2 separate regions of the Homo sapiens genome follow, and region 1 is linked to region 2. A link is an interaction called in ENCODE POLR2A ChIA-PET data of the cell type or tissue named here. Cell type or tissue: Panc1. All regions are shown on one strand. Each heading gives the region's core, and the rest is flanking DNA. Links, peaks and the distances in the headings are about the cores only.

Region 1 (4,382 bases), core at 95-4,094, 63 kb before region 2:
GAGGGGAGATCACCCACCCTTCTCCCTTCAGGAGACATTTCTCAGCCCCACATCCCCAGAGGAATACAGAATAGGAGAGTGGGGGTGTGGCCTGGAGTCAGCCTTCCATCAGAAATTCTTCTCATGCTGAGCTTCAGTTTCCCCGGGGAGGGATAGGCAGCCCTAGATCTTATAGCCAACCAGAGGTCAGATTAGGCAGACAATGATGAGTATCTATTATTTCCCAGAGGGGTCTCTGCCCTGGCAGAGCTTCCATTCTGGAAAGTATTTGGGCATGGTACACCATGGCTACCCGCCCAGATTCTAGAGCCAGATGGCCCAGGTTCCAATCCTACCTCAGCCACTTATCTCCTGGGAGAACCTGAGTGAGACATAACCTTGCTACTTCTCAGTGTCTCCATCTGTACTGTGGGGATAATAACAGTATTGATCTAGAATAGTACCAGACACAGAGGGGTCTTTGCAGTTCCCAGATCTGAGCTTCACCAGGGCAATTCAACCTCACCTTCATCTCTCTGTACTCTCTCCTGACACTGTGCTTTTGTATATGCAAAGATCTCCATCCTCCCTCCTCTCTAGGGTAAACACCCACTTCCAAGAATTGGATAACACATCACCCCAACAACCAGCCCTTCCCCCAGCCCCTTGCGGGGTTAGGGATCCCCTTTGGTATCCACAAACCCCTTGTTCCTCTCTTGACCCAGCCCTGATCAGACAGGCTGAGGGACACTCCAGGTGCGTGGGGGAGGGCAGGACAAGGTATGACTATCTCTGTCCCCAGCATCGCCTGGCATATGGGAGCCCTTTGAATGAAGATGCTTGTGTGGCATCATGCAGGGGACCCTGAGATGAGTCGGATCTCGGCTGCTTTTCCTCCCTGGCCTCCCCAAGGCTGGGTGAGGCACCTTCTCTAGTTTCCCGTAGGGTCCAGGGCTTTCCACATCACTTTAGGTGCCACTGTCTGGTCTGACAGACAATGTCTGTCTCCCTGGCAGGGCCTGGAGCTATCATACCAAGCACAGGGCCAGCTGTGGGCATGCAGAGAGAGAGGTCTGAAGTGGGGAGTGGCGTGCCTGCAAGGACGGTTTATGCATCAGAACAGCACGCCTATATGTGGCATTCGGCGCTGATTCCTGACTCTGGTCTGCGTGGGAAACCTACTCTCTCCTCCAGGAAGCCCCCCCAGACTTCCTGCGGGCCAGAGTTTGCCAATGTCCTCTCCCTGGCTCTCTGCGGAGCGCTGGTAGTGTGCAAGGCCAGAGCCATGGACCAGGGGAGGCCTCGGCAGCTGATTGGAATAGATGCATTAAGGGATCCCAGGGAAGTAGTAGAACAAGGGCAGGAGGCCTGGGATGATTCGACGGAGGAGGAAGAACCAGCGGCCGCACGGGCTTGCAGGGCGATAAAGCCCAGGAGGCCGAGCAGCAGGCGCATCACCGCCTTACCAGCACCACGTTTTTCCGCAGTAACCGGATGACTCCTACGGGTCACCTCGCAAGCCCCGCCCCCTCCTCCCATGTGAGGTTCGCCTGCCTTTCCCCGCAAGCCTGAGGGCCACGCCTTGGCGGTGAGGTCGGAGCTCCGCAGTCTCCAATCAGAGCTCAGACCCCTCCTCTCCACCCAGGCCTCGCCCCGAGGTACTCTGGAAAATGTAGTCCTGTCACGCGCCCACGGGTAGGAAAACCCCAAGTCGCGAAGCCTTAACATTCAACTCACGTTTGGATCTCTCAGACGAGAGTTTTTCAAAACAGGTGCATTTCCTTGGGTAGATCATAACCACTTTTTAAAAAGTGAAAAAAGTTCGTATGAAATATTAGTATCATAGAAAATGGTAAGACGCTTTTCAAAATTTAAACGTCGATATGCTGAATTAACAATATAAAATTCAATATAAAATTTCTTTGTGGCTAACCACTGGTCCAAACCAACTTAGTTTCTTTCTTTTCTATTTATTTTCAGGTTCTGTTTTTTTTTTTTTTTTTTTGAGACAGAGTCTCACTCTGTCGCCCAGGCTGGAGAGCAGTAGTGGCACAATCATAGCTCACTGCAGCCTCGACCTCCTGAGCTAAAGCAATCCTCCCGCCTCAGTTTCCTGAGTAGCTGGGACTACAGGCGTGCACCTTAAAAATAAACAAAAACAAAAAACAAAAAAACCAGACAATTTTAATTTGGAAATAATTTTAAACTTATAGATAACCTACACAAATATAAACACTGGAGTACAAACAAATCCTCTACTCTGATTTGTTTGTTAACAGTTTACCTCATTGCTTTGGCTTCATCATTCCATCTATCCATCCATCCACCCACCCACCCACCCATCCTAGCCCAATCATCAGGGACAAGCAAGACAAAGTCAGGTTTGTTGACCCACTGAAATGAGAGCGATCAGCCCCCAGAGGAGAAGCTGCAATCAAGTTATAGGATTTGGAAGAAGAGAGAAATTTGGATGAAATTTAAGTGAAACAATGTTTAGCTAGGTTTAGAACAAGGTAGGAATGTGTATAAGGGAGTCAGCATCAGGCCTGGGCCGCATACAGTAGCTCATGTCTGTATCCCAGTGCTTTGGGAGGCCAAGACAAGAGGATCGCTTGAACCCAGGAGTTCAAGACCCGCTTGGGTGACATCTCTATGGAAGGAAGGGAGGGAGGGGAGGGAGGGGAGAAAAGGGGAGGGGAGTGAGGGGGGGAGGGAAGGGGAGGAGAAAATTATCTGGGTGTGGTGGCACACGCCTGTAGTCCCAGCCACTTGGGAGGCTGAGGTGGGAGGATTGCTTGGGCCCAGGAGTTTGAGGTTGCAGTGAGCTATGATTGTATCACTGTATTCCAGTCTGGGTGACAGAACGAGATCCTGTCTCAAAAAAAAAAAAAAAAAAAAGGAAATATCAGATTTGGACTGCAAAGTGGACCTAAGGTCTTGTTTCCCTGGAAACTACAATGTTAATATAAATGTGGCATGCTGTGCCCAGAAACTTTTTATTTAAAACTCTGCACCAGGGCTGGAAATGGAGGCTTCTTATCTTTGTCAAAGTGACAGATCTTCCAGGAAAGAAAGATGAGTCTGTTTCATTCTTACGGATAGACTTTCATACCGCAGAGTTTCCCACAGTCTATGATTTTAGAGAACAAAGTTTCTCAGTGAGTAAGATAGCAGTAGTCGCTCATAAAGGGGGCTGTTAGAACACTTTTACTGCTGCAGCTCGCCCCTGGGTGAAATGTGTCCTGTTAACCTTGCGGTTGGCTTTATCTCAGTCTATAGATGAAGGGCAGGCCAGATTTTTATAGTATTAGCTGGCTTTAGCTCATATATATATATATATAATTTTTCTTTTCTTTTGCTGCCTTTCTTTTTCTTTCTTTCTCTCTCCCATCTTTCTTTCCTTTTTCTTTTGTCTTTTTTTTTTTTTTTTTTTTTGAGATGGAGTTTTGCTCTGTCATTCAGGCTGAAGAACCATGGTGCAATCTCGGCTCACTGCAATCTCCACTTCCTCAGTTCAAACAATTCTCCTGCCGCAGCCTCCTGAGTAGCTGGGACTACAGGTGCCTGCCACCACACCTGGCTAATTTTTGTATTTTTAGTAGAGACAAGGTTTCGCCATGTTGGCCAGGCTGGTCTTGAACTCCTGACCTCAGGTGATCCACCCGCCTCGGCCCCCCAAAGTGCTGGGATTACAGTTGTGAGCCACCGCGCCCAGCCAGTTGTCATGTCTCTTTAGCCTCCTTGAATCTGGAACATTTCCATATTTATAATATTGACATTTTGGTGGCCGGGCGTGGTGGCTCACGCCTGTAATTGCAGCAGGTTGGGAGGCCGAGGCGGGTGGATCACGAGGTCAGGAGATCGAGACCGTCCTGGCTAACATGGTGAAACCCCATCTTTACTAAAAATACAAAAAATTAGCCGGGTGTGGTTGCAGGCGCCTGTAGTCCCAGCTACTCGGGAGCCTGAGACAGGAAAATGGCGTGAACCCAGGAGGCAGAGCTTGCAGTGAGCCGAGATCACGCCACTGCACTCCAGCCTGGGCAACAGAGCAAGACTCCGTCTAAAAAAAAATTTTATATATATATATGCACACACATTTTGGAAGAACAGCTCCTTGCCCTTTTAAAAATAGAAGTTCCACATTTTTAGTCGGTCTGATGTTTCCCCATGATGATTAGATTCAAGTTATACATTCTCCACCAGAATAATGAGGTGAGGTGTGTACTTCTTTGAAGGTATCCCATCTGGACATAGTCAGTGTCCTACTGTGCCTCATTAGTGAAGTGAGTTTTCATCACCCAGCGAGCTGATGTCCCATTCCCCAGCTCTATAATACTCCTTTGCAGCTAATAAGCAGTCCAGGGGCAGATACTTTAAGACAGGCAGTATCTGCCTTTCAT
Region 2 (4,382 bases), core at 68-4,067:
AAGGACCCCTGGTGTTCGTGGCTCTGGTGAGGCGCCCCCACCCCGGCCTGCCCTTAGCTCCCCCAGGGCTAGCCCTGACCAGTCCTGTCCCCAGGTATTCCGCCATGGCGACCGGGCCCCGCTGGCCTCCTACCCCATGGACCCACACAAGGAGGTGGCCTCCACCCTGTGGCCACGAGGCCTGGGCCAGCTGACCACGGTGAGAAGCGGGTAGGCGGTGAGGGCAAGGGTGGGAGGGGTGGGGAGTGGTAGGCTGAGGCTGTTCTGTCCCCAGGAGGGGGTCCGCCAGCAGCTGGAGCTGGGCCGCTTCCTGAGGAGCCGCTACGAGGCCTTCCTGAGTCCGGAGTACCGGCGGGAGGAGGTAGGGCCATAGTGACCCCCACCTGGCCCCCTGACCTCCCACCTGTGACCTCCACTGACTACAACGCTCTCTTTGGGCCTCCACCTCTGGCCTTTGACCTCCATCAACCTGACTTGCCCTCTACCTCTAATCTCTGACCCCCGATACACTGACTAACCCACACTGACTTCTGACCCCATCTCAACCTGTCACATCTCGACCTCTGACCTCCATCAACTCTGACTTTATTTTCTGGCCTCCATCTCTGTTTTCTAAGTCCCATTGACTCCAGTCAGACCTCTGGCCTCTGACATTTGACCCCAAACTTGATTTCGATCTTTGACCCTTGTTGACGTAACTTGCCCTCTTGACCTCTAACCTTTAACCTCTACGCTTTATCAATTCTGACCTACCTTTTCTGTCTCCTCCTATGTCTTCTGACATCCCCCAGCTACAGACAGTCCTCCTAACCTCTGAAGAACATGTATTGAACTCTGACTCCAAGTCCTCCAAGCTGCCCTCCTAAACTTGACCTCTAACCTCCAGCCTCTACTGATTCTGATCTTCCTTTTTGACCCTCATTGACTCAATTGACCCCCTAAATCCAACATGGCTGTCCAGCTTAGGACGTCCAGCCCAACTGCTCCTGACATTAGCCTCTGGACCCTTGATCCCAACTTCCAACTTCGAAGGCCACATGATTCTCAGTGTCTGACCCCTACTCCAAAGTGAATCTGAGGCTTCTGATTTGCCACGACAGCTGACCTCTGTCCCCAACCACGACCCCCCGCGTGCCCTCTCTCCACCCCGCTCCAGGTGTACATCCGCAGCACGGACTTTGACCGCACGCTGGAGAGTGCCCAGGCCAACCTTGCCGGGCTGTTTCCCGAGGCTGCTCCAGGGAGCCCCGAGGCCCGCTGGAGGCCGATCCCGGTGCACACGGTGCCCGTGGCTGAGGATAAGGTCAGGGGGCTGGACCCACGTGTGGCGAGGGAGGGAGCGGGTGGAGAGAGAGGCAGCTCTGGGTCTGGCCGCCTGAGCTGGCTCCGAGAAGCAAGACTGTCCTCGAGCTGGTCTGTCCAGACCAGGGTGAGCCCCGGCCCACGCTGCTCTCCTGGATCTGGGAGAAACTGCGACAAAGACGCAGGGGCCGAGAGCCCGGGTTCCCCCGACCCGCTGTGAGACCCAAGGCAAGGCACACGGCTGTCCTCTCTGAGACTCAGTTTTCCCCAGCTGCTGAGGTTCCCCATGCGCAGCTGTCCCCGATACCACGAGCTGCTGCGGGAGGCCACCGAGGCCGCCGAGTACCAGGAGGCCCTGGAGGGCTGGACGGTGAGCAGGGCGGCGGTGGGGGGCGGGATGCAGGGGATGGGCCTGGGCTCACCCAGCCCCGCGCATCCAGGGCTTCCTGAGTCGCCTGGAGAACTTCACGGGACTGTCGCTGGTTGGAGAGCCACTGCGCAGGGCATGGAAGGTTCTGGACACCCTCATGTGCCAGGTGAGCCCTGCCCCTTCCCAGCCAAGGGTTTAAGGACACCTGTTTCCAATCCCAGCTTGCTACTCACTAGCTGTGTTCCCTCAGGCATGTAGTTAATCCTCTGTGCCTCAGTTTTCCCATCTGCACAGTGGGGATGGCAACACCGGTATCAACACCTCCCCAGGACGCTGTGAGGATTCAAATGGGTTAATCCACGCACTGTGCTTACAATAGTGCCTGGTGTACAGTGAGGGCCTTGCCAGGGTTTGAGGCTACACATTTGGCAACTCCTCCCCACAGTCCTATAATCAGAAAACCCAAAACCTGGGCAGCGGGAGCTGACCTGAAATGATGCAATGCTTTTTTTTTTTTTTTTTTTTTTGGAGACAGGATCTCACTCTGTCACCCAGGCTGGAGTGCAATGGCATTATCATAGCTCACTGCAGCCTCCATCTCCCTGGCTATAGGAATTCTCCTGCCTCAGCCTCCCAAGTAGCTGAGGCAGGCAGGGGCACACCATCATGCCTGGCTAATTAAAAAAAAATTAATTTTTTGCAGAGATGGGGTCTATGTTGCCCAGGAACTCCTGGGCTCAAACAATCCTTTCGCCTCCCCAAGAGCTGGGATTACAGGCGTGAGCCACCATACCCAGCTAGTACTCTTGCTAGTCTTTGCTCACTCCAGCTCACGGGAATGTTCTGAATCGCAGGGTGGGAGCAGTGATGTGTGTGACTAAGGGGGCTGCCCCGGCCCTTGCTGTGTGTGTTCCATGCTGTGTGGTGTCAGCACCATCAGACCTTTCTAAAGTCCAGAATGTCTGAGCTGTGAAATACCTCTGGCCCCAGGGGTTTCAGATAAAGCCTTCTGGGCTGTGTAATGACGATGTCTATTATTAACTAATAATCGCTGTTGGCTGGGTGTGGTGGCTCACACCTGTAATCCCACCACTTTGAGAGGCTGAGGTGGGCAGATCACCTGAGGTCAGGAGTTTCAGACCAGTCTGACCAACACGGTAAAACCCCGTCTCTACTAAAAATAAAAAAAAAAAATTAGCCAGGAATGGTGGCACACACTTGTAATCACAGCTACTTGGGAGGCTGAGGCAGGAGAATCACCTGAACCCGAGAGGCAAGGGTTGCAGACAGCCAAGATTGCGCTACTGCACTCCAGCCTAGGTGATGGAGCAAGGCTCCGTTTCAAAACAAAAAACAACAACAAAAAAACACTGTTATCCACATCATGATTTCCCAGCCAGATCCAGATCCGGCCCATGGGGGGACTCAGAAGAGCAGGGGGCAGCACAGGCCTGCGGGGCCAGAGGCAAACTCGAGGGCTCAGGATGGTCCATCTGTCCTGTCTCCCCACAGCAAGCCCACGGTCTTCCACTACCAGCCTGGGCCTCCCCAGATGTCCTGCGGACTCTTGCCCAGATCTCGGCTTTGGATATTGGAGCCCACGTGGGCCCACCCCGGGCAGCAGAGAAGGCCCAGCTGACAGGGGGTGAGGTGTGGGTCTGGGAGGCTGGGGTGCCTTCCTCTGGGAGAGTCTAAGCTCTTTTTTCCCATCCTCAGGGATCCTGCTGAATGCTATCCTTGCAAACTTCTCCCGGGTCCAGCGCCTGGGGCTGCCCCTCAAGATGGTCATGTACTCAGCTGTGAGTCCTTGGGAAGCAGTGCCACATGGCACTGAGGCACAGGGATGAGGGTGACAGCGATTTAGGTGAGGAAGAGCCTGTGGTCCCAGTGGATCTCAGCCCACTGCCTGGGGTAACCCGTATCTCCAAACCCTACTCTCAGGCTCTACCATTAGTCTGGAAAGAGGGAGGTGACGGTGTTATGGGAGGAAGAATTTATGAATAAATATAATTCCTTGTTTTCTTTAAGAAACTATGATTGGACTAAGCAGTCTGTCCTTCCGGAGGAGAAAGGCTGCTTAGTCCAATCATATTTTGCACCTACTTGAGCAATCTTTATTAAGTGGCCGCCTGCAAATGTTGGTACTGCCTTCAGGATGGGAGGAAGGAGTAGCTTTGGGGGGTTGGTTCTAAGAAGCCTGGGGGACATCTGGATGCGCAAGTGTAGTGCTCAGGAGAAAGGCCTCCAGAGAGAAGTGCCGTCTCAGCCCTCGGGTCCACCTGCAGCATGACAGCACCCTGCTGGCCCTCCAGGGGGCCCTGGGCCTCTATGATGGACACACCCCGCCATATGCTGCCTGCCTCGGCTTTGAGTTCCGGAAGCACCTGGGGAATCCCGCCAAAGATGGAGGGTGAGAATGGTTTGGTGCCCAGGGACATGGGTGGGACAGAACTCTCAAAGCAAGGGGTGATGTGTCAGGCAGAGGGCATGGCCAGGTGGGGAGCTGCATGGGATGATGCTGGGAGGATGACAGGTGGGAGTCAGAAGCCCTTTTCTCCAGGCTTTAAGATCAATGACAGGAGGGAGGAGGTGCCACCATGTCCTCTCTCTCCAGGAATGTCACCGTCTCCCTCTTCTACCGCAATGACTCCGCCCACCTGCCCCTGCCTCTCAGCCTCCCCGGGTGCCCGGCCCCCTGTCCACTAGGCCG

What was found. Peaks named below come from ENCODE experiments on the same cell type or tissue, not always from the same donor. Only the 100,000 strongest peaks of a DNase experiment are listed, where the experiment ranks them.
Region 1: POLR2A ChIA-PET joins it to region 2 with 15 read pairs; 24 of 35 experiments call an interaction of 5 or more read pairs at or near these places.

Annotation. Positions count from the first base shown.
Region 1 is chr19:50,727,018-50,731,399 of GRCh38, forward strand. No RefSeq gene overlaps it. Among named protein-coding and RNA genes, the nearest start is that of CLEC11A, 5.8 kb to the left of the region's middle. RefSeq lists a cis regulatory region at 1,135-1,854. In Panc1, for the core only: no CTCF peak of the experiment used is centred there; no DNase peak of the experiment used is centred there.
Region 2 is chr19:50,790,500-50,794,881 of GRCh38, forward strand. ACP4 (acid phosphatase 4) reads left to right here. Exons shown (of 11, transcript NM_033068.3): 1 at 1-26; 2 at 95-199; 3 at 275-361; 4 at 1,157-1,303; 5 at 1,574-1,672; 6 at 1,743-1,838; 7 at 3,185-3,317; 8 at 3,389-3,471; 9 at 3,958-4,082; 10 at 4,287-4,382. LOC105372439 (a long non-coding RNA gene) reads right to left here and starts at 2,799. Exons shown (of 4, transcript XR_936026.3): 1 at 2,466-2,799; 2 at 1,906-2,005. RefSeq lists enhancers at 3,786-3,845, 3,936-4,065. In Panc1, for the core only: no CTCF peak of the experiment used is centred there; no DNase peak of the experiment used is centred there.